2 separate regions of the Homo sapiens genome follow, and region 2 is linked to region 1. Evidence: read pairs that join two places in POLR2A ChIA-PET (ENCODE). Cell type or tissue: GM12878. All regions are shown on one strand. Links, peaks and the distances in the headings refer to the core of each region. The heading gives the core; the rest is flanking DNA. Region 1 overlaps CCDC126 (coiled-coil domain containing 126). Region 2 overlaps IGF2BP3 (insulin like growth factor 2 mRNA binding protein 3).

The links. ChIA-PET counts read pairs that join two places held together with the same protein. Peaks named below come from ENCODE experiments on the same cell type or tissue, not always from the same donor. Only the 100,000 strongest peaks of a DNase experiment are listed, where the experiment ranks them.
Region 2: POLR2A ChIA-PET joins it to region 1 with 8 read pairs; 1 of 35 experiments calls an interaction of 5 or more read pairs at or near these places.

Annotation. Positions count from the first base shown.
Region 1 is chr7:23,599,871-23,605,258 of GRCh38, reverse strand. The region is part of intron 2 of CCDC126 (coiled-coil domain containing 126); the gene reads right to left. Among named protein-coding and RNA genes, the nearest start is that of CCDC126, 5.2 kb to the right of the region's middle. In GM12878, for the core only: no CTCF peak of the experiment used is centred there; no DNase peak of the experiment used is centred there; H3K4me3 peaks cover 3,359 bases; H3K27ac peaks cover 1,410 bases.
Region 2 is chr7:23,441,330-23,446,717 of GRCh38, reverse strand. All of the region lies in intron 2 of IGF2BP3 (insulin like growth factor 2 mRNA binding protein 3), which reads left to right. Among named protein-coding and RNA genes, the nearest start is that of IGF2BP3, 26 kb to the left of the region's middle. In GM12878, for the core only: no CTCF peak of the experiment used is centred there; a DNase peak (open chromatin) is centred at 2,590; H3K27ac peaks cover 1,272 bases.

The DNA.
Region 1 (5,388 bases), core at 170-5,169:
CCTAATCTCATACCACTTCCCTCTTGCTCACCATGCTAAACCCATGCTAGGGAAAACACATTAAATTCTTTCTGACCTCAGGGTCTATACAATTGCTATTCCCTAGCTTGGAGTACTTTCCCTACAACCTGTTCCTTTTCATCCTTTAGTACTTAGTTCAAATGTCATCGCTTCAAAATGTTTTCAAAAAGTTGCACTCCAATTCCTATCCCACTCTAGCCACAAGGTACTCTCTATCATTTTCTTTTTTTTTTTTTTTTTGAGACGAAGTCTTGCTCTGTCGCCCAGGCTGGAGTGCAGTGGCTCAATCTCGGCTCACTGCAAGCTCCACCTCCTGGGTTCACACCATTCTCCTGCCTCAGCGTCCCAAGTAGCTGGGACTACAGGCGCCCGCCACCACACCCGGCTAATTTTTTGTATTTTTTTAGTAGAGACGGGGTTTCACCATGTTAGCCAGGATGGTCTCGATCTCCTGACCTTGTGATCCACCCGCCTCAGCCTCCCAAAGTGCTGGGATTACAGGTGTGAGCCACCGCACCTGGCCCTATCATTTTCTATATGAAATTATAGTATATCTTTAAAACCTTGTAAAAGTTATTTTATCTCCCTAAGGCCTGATATCCTCACTTATATAATGGGGACAACAATACCTATTTAATACTGGTAAAGAATAACTGACATACTACTCAATAAATATTAATCTTTATCATTAGTGTCAGGCATTTATGCAACAATGCTACTAATTCTTGGTAATCTGAGTAACATTAGGTAATACAGGAAATGTCTTAACAGACTCAAATAAAACTCCTGATTAGCTCTCATGGGCCTCCACAACCCAGTCTCCAAAGACCAAGTTTATTTCTCATTAGTCACAAAAATATCTCCTCCAATCCAGCCAGTCTTCTCTCTGCTTCATACAATAGTAATAATTATATCTTACATTTATATGATAATTTTATTTACCCAGCATGTGTCTTACCTGTTTGCTGACATCCTCTCATTCAGTTAATAACAGTCAGCTCTCAGAGAGGCTACAGGCTTGAAAAGGTTTCTACTCAGAATTTGTGGACAACATGAAAATGTCATTGGTATTAAGTCACTGGAGCATTACCTAGTCCTAAAAGATGACATAATAGCATGTTGCTGATGAGAACAGTTCATCTTCCAAGTAGTCTGAAAGGAGACGAGGTAAAATACCTGTTTAAATCTTACCTCGGATAGAATGATTTCAAAACCTCCTTACCTTATTCTACCCCACACTGATCTTCTTCTAACTCCCACAGCATGTTACTTCATACCAATTAATTTTATATATCACACATCCAAGCATGTGTGTAAGCCATGTCTCCCTGATTAAGTCCCAGGTCCCTTATGGGCAAGAACAACAAGCCTTACACTGCTGCCACATCCCCCACAGAGCCTAGTGAACAATCAGCCGTCACTGAGAAATGCCTTATGTTTACTTTAAAACACATCCCTGAACCTAACCCCACCTTCTCCCACGCAGCAATGTGACCTCTCTGCAATGAGTTTTGGGGTAGAGGACCAGAGGATAGAAATTTGGGGGTAAAGTACCTTCAATTATCCTTTTCTAGACTGGAAGAACCTGAGAAGAAACCTAATCCATTTCCCTCGCATTTCAGATAAAGAAACTGAAGCCCAGAGATGTTAAGTGTCTTGCCTAAAAATGAAACCCAGTTAATGGCAGAAATCCTACTGGTCCAGAATACAGGTCCTGACTCACTGTCTAGGGTTTTCTCTACACCACACTACCTTCCTTACTTCCCCTAGAAAGATTGTGTTTGTAAATACGGAATAAACTGTATTAAATGAAGTTTTGTTCTTTTTTGCTTTAAAAGAATGTAACCAGAAAATAGTAATGGCAGTTTAGGACAATGATCCTGAAGATGCCTAATTTGAACTATTCACTAAATTATTAAGCTGGCTCTTAAAGTTTCAAGTAAACTGTATTCACATAAATCAAAGTATTATAAAGTTGCTACAAGAAGGATTTCGGAAGTCTTATATGTTAGTTTTTATACAGGCAAAAAACTAGAAGATAAAAACATATGAAGTAAAACAAAGATAAACACAAAGTCTTCTAAAGGTAGAGACCTTCACCATGATCAGTAAACATAGTGATAACACACTTCCAGAAAAAAGAATTGGAGGTGGAGGGTGGGGGGCAGTGCATAAAGGCCTAGGCTCAAACACAACCTTTACTACATGCAGTTCTATTTAAGGCATGAAAGAACTTGGTTTACTCATTCATTTGTTCACTAATTCATTCACAATAGCAAAGTACCTACCATGTGCCAGGAACCATAGATGTGAAAGGTAAAGCAAGATATGAAAGACAGGATTCCTGTTTTTCTGGATACTATTTTAATAGGAACGGGACAACAAACAAGCAAACAAACAAGTTATCTCAGTTTGTGATAAACTGCTATGAAGAAAAAAAAAAAATGGTGATGTGTCTTGGAACATCTGCCTGAGGTGTGAGGTCAAAGAATAATGAGGGGGTAATATCTGATTTCAGAAAGAGGAGGAAGTACAAAGTCTGGTTCCAATTTCCTTCCAACAAAACCTTTAGAATTCTTCTTTTACCAGAATCTCGGGAGCAGTCAACAAATTCCTTATTCCTATTTTCCTCAGTACAAACAAATGAGAATGAGAAGGCTCCCAAAGCACAGCATGAAATGGCCTGGTCTGGAGAAATCATACAAACTGAACAGAAGGAAACCCACAAGCAAAGAAAGCTTTGTGTTCCCCTGTCTTAAGAAAATGGCAGTTCCACTATTTGGTAATATACAGGAATAGTAATGATCTGATATGGTGGTGTTTACAAAGAAAAATATATTCTTATTGGTGTTCTCTAATCTGAAAGGGGCAGTGGCAAGATCAGATACGAAATAAGGTCTAGGTAGCAATCTGTCAGTGCATTTACTTAAAACTTGTATTAAGCATTTTAAATATAATTTTTCAAACTCCAAAATATTCCCTGTTAAGAAACACAAAAGTAGAAAAACATGGATAAATTTTTTTTCTAAATTTGTATATTTATTACAGGCATTAACATGTCCACTCCACTTTACAAGATCTTCGGAGAAAAGTGCTATTCCAAGCTCCATTATGCTACTTGACAAACAGCACACTATGTATATGTAAACAACCAAATATTTAAGCCATTTTTCAGTGGTTTCTCCCTAGCCACAGACATAAAGATATGTGCTTGTCTTTAGTCCAACATTATTTCCAGAGAAAAGTAAAACAGGCTGGGCATGGTGGTTCACACTTGTAATCCCAGCACTTTACAAGGTTGAGGTGGGAGGACTTCTTGAAGCCAGAAGTACAAGACCATCCTGGGCAACACTGCAAGACGCAGTCACTACAAAAAAAAAATAAAAATTAGCCGGGCATGGTGGTGCGCACCTGTAGTCCCAGCTACTCTGGAGGGTGAGGCAGGAGGACTACTACACAAGCCCAGGAGTGCCAGGTTTCAATGAGCTATGGGTGACAGAGACTCTATCTCAAAATTTAATTAATTAATTAAATCAAACAAAGAATCAGCAAATATTTAAACTAGAACAACTTCATTATAAAGATAAGGAAAATGAAGCACAAAGAGAATTAATGACTACTCAAAGTCAAACATACAGAGAAACGTTAGGCATCCAAACTTTCAGCACAGGACTCCACTGTTTTTCAAAAGCAGGGAACAAAATCAACAGTTTGCAATGAGCAATTTTCAAAACACAAGATAAAATAGAAACCATCAGAGTAGACCGTACACACTACCAATTTTGTTTTGTTAAATTTCCAGTTTATTTTTACATATACAGACATATGCATGCATACACAGTTGTTGCTGTTTGAGATAAGGTCTGGCTCTGTTGCCCAGGCTAGAATGCAGTGGCCATAGCTCACTGAGCCTTGATCTCCCAGACTGAAGAGGCCCCCACCCTTGCCCCTGCCTCAGCCTCCTAAGCAGCTGGGACTACAGGTGTGTGCCACTACACTTGACAAATTTTATTTTTAGCAGCGACAAGGTCTCACTATGTTGCCCAGGCTGGTCTCAAACTCTTGAGCTCAGGCGATCTTCCTGCCTCAGCTTCCCAAAGCGCTGGGATTACAGGCATGAGCCACTGAGTCCAGCCTATGCACACACAGTTACACGTGTATGGAGTCTTTTTTTTTTTTTTTAATTATTGATATGAGATCTAACTATGTTGCCCAGGCCAGTCTCAAACTCCTGGGCCCACATGATTCTCCCACCTCTACCTCCCTAGTAGCTAGGACTGACTGCAGGTGCACACAACCATACTCAGCCATCAATGGAGTCTTGCTATAAAAAGATCTCTTACTACGGATTGTAACAAAAAAGTTTAAAAAATACTGCATTTCACACTCCCTGTCATCTGTCATGAAGTACTTCCTTGTATTTTATGCAAACATAGCAACAGCAATATTAAAAACACAAATAGATGGCTAATCATACCTTAAAATCTCTCATTCAAATCTCATTTTTGCATCTATTCAGTGCTCTACATTTTGTGCCATTATAACTATAGCTAAAGTAACTATCAACAGCAATAGCAGCAACTAGCAGGCAGAGAAGCTTTCACTCAGCCAAAGGTACTAGAAGAACTACTGCCTATTAGTCTCCAAAGGAATTTCAGCTAGAGAGGCATAGATTTACTACAAAAAGACACAGTATGTTCACCACAGCTCAGAGGTTCAAATAGTTCTCTCCAAAAACGACCCAAAAAAAAGTCCTCCACAGACTTGACCCCGGAATGTAATTTCAGGGAAAAAGGGGCATTCCTAAAATATTTTCTCTATGTAACACTGCCTGAGGCTAATATGGTGGTGGGGGGGGGGGGGTTAACACAGAACACAGCCATTCGCTCCATAATAAGGTCTAAGATTTAAAATGCACTGCCTTGAGAGAAGCTACACTAAAATTCCAGCTAAGATACGGAAATAATGAGTGTCAAGATATCAGATCATTTTTAGATGGCACATTTGGGAGACAGAATAGAAGACAATAGCACTGAATATTACAAAAACAGATAAAAGAAAAATGGTAAAGTGAGGCAGGGATAAAAACAGAAAATGTTAAGGCAAAAAGAAAACTAACCATTATGCTACAGTAAAAGTTTAATTTAAAATATGGCCTGGCGTGGTGGCTCATGCCTGTGATCCCAGCACCTTGGGAGGCTGAAGAGGGCGGATCACTTGAGGTCAGGCATTCAAGACCAGTCTGGTCAACATGGTGAAACCCCATCTCTACTAAAAATACAAAAATTAGCCAGGCATGGTGGTGCATGCCTGTAAACCCAGTTACTTGGATGGCTGAGGTACAAGAATCGCTTGAACCTGGGAGGT
Region 2 (5,388 bases), core at 85-5,084, 160 kb after region 1:
GAGACAATGTAGAGATTCTGTCTCTCAATACTTTCACTAATTTTAGCATCCATTGATGATTCTTGTCAGCAACTGTCACTGCTACTATAGTGGCTGTCAAATAGTGGCTTTCTACTTCTCTTTATTTTTTCTACATTTATTATTTGTTTTTTATTTTGTTCAAGATGGAGTCTTGCTCTGTCGCCCAGGCAGCAGTGCAGTGGTGCGATCTCGGCTCACTGCCACCTCTGCCTCCTGGGTTCAAGTGATTCTCCTGCCTCCCGAATAGCTGGGATTTCAGGTGCCCGCCACCATGCCCAGCTAATTTTTTGTATTTTTAGTAGAGATGAGGTTTCACCATGTTGGCCAGGCTGGTCTCAAACTCCTGACTTCGGGTAATCCACCCACCTTGGTCTCCCAAAGTGCTGGGATTACATAAAGGTATGAGCCACCACACTGGGCATCTACATTTATTATTTGGAATAAACTTTACTTTCCCCAATTTACTTTGTTTATATTAATATTAGACTCATGGAATCTTATTGCATAGATTATAACATGTTACAGTTGTTATTTTGTTGCTCAGACTATGGAAGTGAGGTTTTTTAAAGGCAAGTGTATTAACGTGGTGGTATTCTGAAGGCAATGATTCAGCACAGAGGGAAAGATGATTATGACCATCTAATGTCCAAAGATTATGATCATCTAATTTCAAAGATGAAATCTTTGCTTGTGCTTCATTTTATTTTTTCTTTTAATTTGTTTTGTGCTTCATTTTAGACGAGCAGCTTTATACTTACTACAGACTTATCTACCTAAATGTAATAAATCTAATACTTTTCTGGGGATATCTTACAACTAGTGGAAATAAGGTCATTCTTCATATACATGATGCATTGCCTTAAATTCAGATACTGCCCTCTACTTAAACATAACTATTGTATGTTGTGTATGTCACTTATGGTAATTGTTAATCACCTGCAGGTTATTTTTTCCATACCAGTCTAACTTTAGCTCATGATCATGCATTTTTCCCCAGTCTCTGGCATTTTGATGTGCTATCTATAACAATATTGGTAAAGCATTGTTACACGCTTCTTCAGTGTTCCTATTTATTCTTAGGTCTCTTGATGAATAATGTACATACCGAAACAAATCTAATGGAATCTTAAGCTATTTTCTGTGTACAAAACACCCACAGGAACTAAGTAAAAGTAGTTTTACTTAGTCATACTAAGTAATACTCTATAGTGTATACGAAACACCCGTAGGAACTAAGTAATACTTAGTTACACTGTATACAAAACACCCACAGGAACTAAGTAAAAGCAGTTTTACTTAGTCATACTAAATAATACTCTATAGTGTATACGAAACACCCATAGGAACTAAGTAATACTTAGTTACACTGTATACAAAACACCCACAGGAACTAAGTAAAAGTAGTTTTCTCTAAATTAATTAAAAAGCTTGGAAGGTTTTAGAAAAACAGTGCACATGGCAAAATTTAAATGATACTTTATTTTTCTCCTTCCTCAAATGCAACTACTGTGCAGTTTATTGTGTTCCTTTAGGGAAAATTTACATGTATATGTGAGCATCTGTGAATGTATGCTTTTTTAGAAAAAATACGACTTAGCACCATACCTTACTGTTTTGTTTTATTTATTGTTGTTTTTTAGAGACAGGGTCTCACTCTGCCGCCCAGGCTGGAATGCAGTGGTATAATCATAGCTCAGTGCAGCCTCTAAATTCTGGATGGAAGTAATCCTTCCACCTTAGCTTCCTGAGGAGCTGAGACCACACCTGATTAATGGCTTTCTTTTTAAATTTTTAGTAGAGATGGGAACTCTATGTTGCTCAAACTGGTCACCAACTCCTGGCTTTGAGTGTTCCTCCTCCTTCGGCCTCAGATTGCTGGGATTACTGGCATGAGCCACCGAACCCAACTACCTCACTGTTTTAAAAAGCAATTTTTTTTTTTTTTTTTTTTTTTGAGACAGAGTCTTGCTCTGTCACCCAGGCTGGAGTGCAGTGTTGCAATCTGAGCCCACTGCACCCTCCACCTCCCAGGTTCAAGCGATTCTCGTGCCTCAGCCTCCCAAGTAGCTGGGATTACCAGCACTTACCACCATGCTCAGCTAATTTTCGTATTTTTTAGTAGAGATGGGGGTTTCACCATGATGGCCAGGATGGTCTTGAACTCCTGGCCTCAAGTGATCCATTTGCTTTGGCCTCCCAAAGTGCTGGGATTACAGGTGTGAGCCCCCGCACCTGACCTAAAAAGCAATTTTAAAGGTTCTTTGGAAGGTGGGATAGGGAATAATTGCAGTAAAGTGATATGTTAAATACTATTAAAGTAGTGGACTTGATTTAGGAGTAAAGTATATTCACCCATATGTAGGTCAATAATACATTATAACCTATTTAAACATCTTGTCATTAATAGGATATTAATAATATCTTAGGTTTCATTATTGTACTTGTTAAAGATTTTTCTGATATTCAGGAAACTCCAGCATGTGGTTTACCCCAATTATGATGGAAAGAAGAAATGTGTTGTGCAATGTTTAACCAAAAATAAAAAAAGAACAAAACCCCCAAACCTCTGAAAACCTCAGAGCAGTCTTTTTAAATAGCATATGCACAACACATTGTATTAACTGGAACTTGTTCAGTGCTCTAAATTTAATTCTAATGGTGTTTTTTTTGTTTTGTATTTTGTTTTTTGAGACGAAGTCTCCCTCTGTTTCCCAGGCAGAAGTGCAGTGGCGCGATCTCAGCTCACTGCATCCTCCGCCTCCTGGGTTCAAGCGATTCTCCTGCCTCAGCCTCCTGAGTAGCTGGGATTACAGGCGTGTGCCACCATGCCTGGCTAATTTTCTGTATTTTTAGTAGAGACGGGGTTTCACCGTGTTAGCCAGGATGGTCTCAATCTCCTGACCTCGTGATCCACCCTCCTTGGCCTCCCAAAGTGCTGAGATTATAGGCATGAGCCACTGTGCCCAGCCCAGAAAATCTTGTATATTTTATTTTTTATTTTTGCTTATTATTATTATTATTTTTGAGATGGAATCTCACTCTGTAGCCCAGGCTGGAATGTGCAGTGGTGTGATCTCAGCTCACTGCAACCTCTGCCTTCCAGGTTCAAGAGATTCCCCTGCCTCAGCCTCCCATCCCAAGTAGCTGGGATTACAGGTGCATGCCACCACACCTGGCTAATTTTTGTGTTTTCAGTAGAGATGGGGTTTCCCAATGTTGGCCAGGCTGGTCAGCATGGCGAAACCCCGTCTCTACTAAAATATACAAAAATAGGCCAGTCGCGGTGGCTCATGCCTGTAATCCCAGCACTTTGGGAGGCCGAGGCAGGTGAATCACCTGAGGTCGGGAGTTCGAGACCAGCCTGATCAACATGAAGAAACCCTGTCTCTACTAAAAATACAAAATTAGCTGGGAGTGGTGGCGCATGCCTGTAATCTCAGCTACTCTGGAGGCTGAGGCAGGAGAATCGCTTGAACCTGGGAGGCGGAGTTTACAGTGAGCCGAGATCGCACCACTGCACTGGGTGTGGTGTCACCAGCCTGGGTGACAGAGCAAGACACAGTCTCAAAAAAAAAAAAAAAAAAAAAAAAAAAATCACTGTAATGTTTAAATATGTAGATCTGATTGATACGGTTTACTTTTGGTTGTGGACGATTTGTGTTTCAGTATTAATATTTAACTTTTTCAAAATAAGTTTAATAACAGTATAATTTAAGATACTGAAATTTCACTAAACTGCTTCCAAATGGTTTGATTAAACATAAAATTCTAGTTACCTGGTTTTATGGTACATTTTAATTTGGTTTACATACTGCCACCATAAATCTCTGAATTTATCAAAGGACTAGATGGACATTTTAGTAAAATAACATCAAAACATGTAAAATGAATATTTATAAATTAAAATTGAAACTGTAACTCCTTAAAATCTAGAGATTGGTATATGCAAAGTCTGATTATAATATGTTATTTCTTGTTATTTTAAAAATGAAAAAAACAGACTGGGCTCGGTAGCTCAAGCCTGTAATCCCAGCCCTTTGGGAGGCTGAGGTGGGTGGGTCACCTGAGGTCAGGAGTTCGAGACCAGCCTGACCAACATGGCGAAACCCTGTCTCTACTGAAAATACAAAAATTAGCTGGGCGTGGTAGTGGGTGCCTGTAATCCCAGCTACTCCAGAGGCTGAGGCAGGAGGATTGCTTGAACCCGGGCGACGGTGGTTGCACTGAGCTCAGATCAGGCCACTGTACTCCAGCCTGGGTGACAGAGCAAGTCTCCATCTAAAAAAAACAAAACAAAAATGGAATGTTATTCTATGTTATTGACCTTGCATAAAACCTAAGATGACATTAATCCGTTACACAACTGATAAATCTGCCTTAAGGGATTACATTTTAATGTTGTTGATGTTTGCAGTTTGATTTCCATTGCTTACTTGAAATTTCATTTTCTTTCAACTTATGTTTTGAGCCCTGCCAATGACAACCATTATGCCTAGGTGCTAGGGAGACAGAAAAGCATTAATTTACAATTTTGAAAGAGAAAAATTAACTTTTTAAAAAAATTTTCTTGAGACAGAGTTTCACTCTTGTTGCCCAGGCTGGAGTGCAATGGCATGATCTTGGCTGACTGCAGCCTCTGCCTCCCAGGTTCAAGTGATTCTCATGCCTCAGCCTCCCGAGTAGGTGGGATTACAGGCATGCACCACCACACCCGGCTAATTTTTTTGTATTTTTAGTAGAGACGGGGTTTCTCCTTGTTGGCCAGGCTGGTCTCAAACTCACGACCTCAGGTGATCCGCCCGCCTCTGCCTCCCAAAGTGCTGGGATTAAAGGCATGAGCCACCCCGCCCAGCCAGAATAATTAACATTTTATAGTAATCTTATTCAATTTATAAACAGATTTATGTGAATGATACAAGTATAATATTTTTAACCACTGTCATAATTGGCAGTCACTTTAAATGCTTAGCTGGACTGAGTTTTCACACTCTCTGAGTAGGTAATTTGCAATTTCTGGTAGAGGTGGGAGCAGTTAAGGTTCTGCAAGTCTTTTTTTTTTTCCCTAAATCTACAGAATTTTAACATATGTGTCTTTTTTTTTTTTTTTTTTTTTTTTTTTTTTAAGAGATGGAGTCTCACTCTTGTCCCCAGGCTGGAGTGCAGTGGCACGATCTCAGCTCACTGCAACCTCGGCCTCCCGGGTTCAAGCGATTCTCCTGCCTCAGCCTCCCAAGTAGCTGGAACTACAGGCGTGCACCACCAAGCCCAGCTAATTTTTGTATTTTTAGTAGAGATGGGGTTTCACCATGTTGGCCAGGATGGTCTCGATCTCTTGACCTCATGATCCGTCCACCTCGGCCTCCCAAA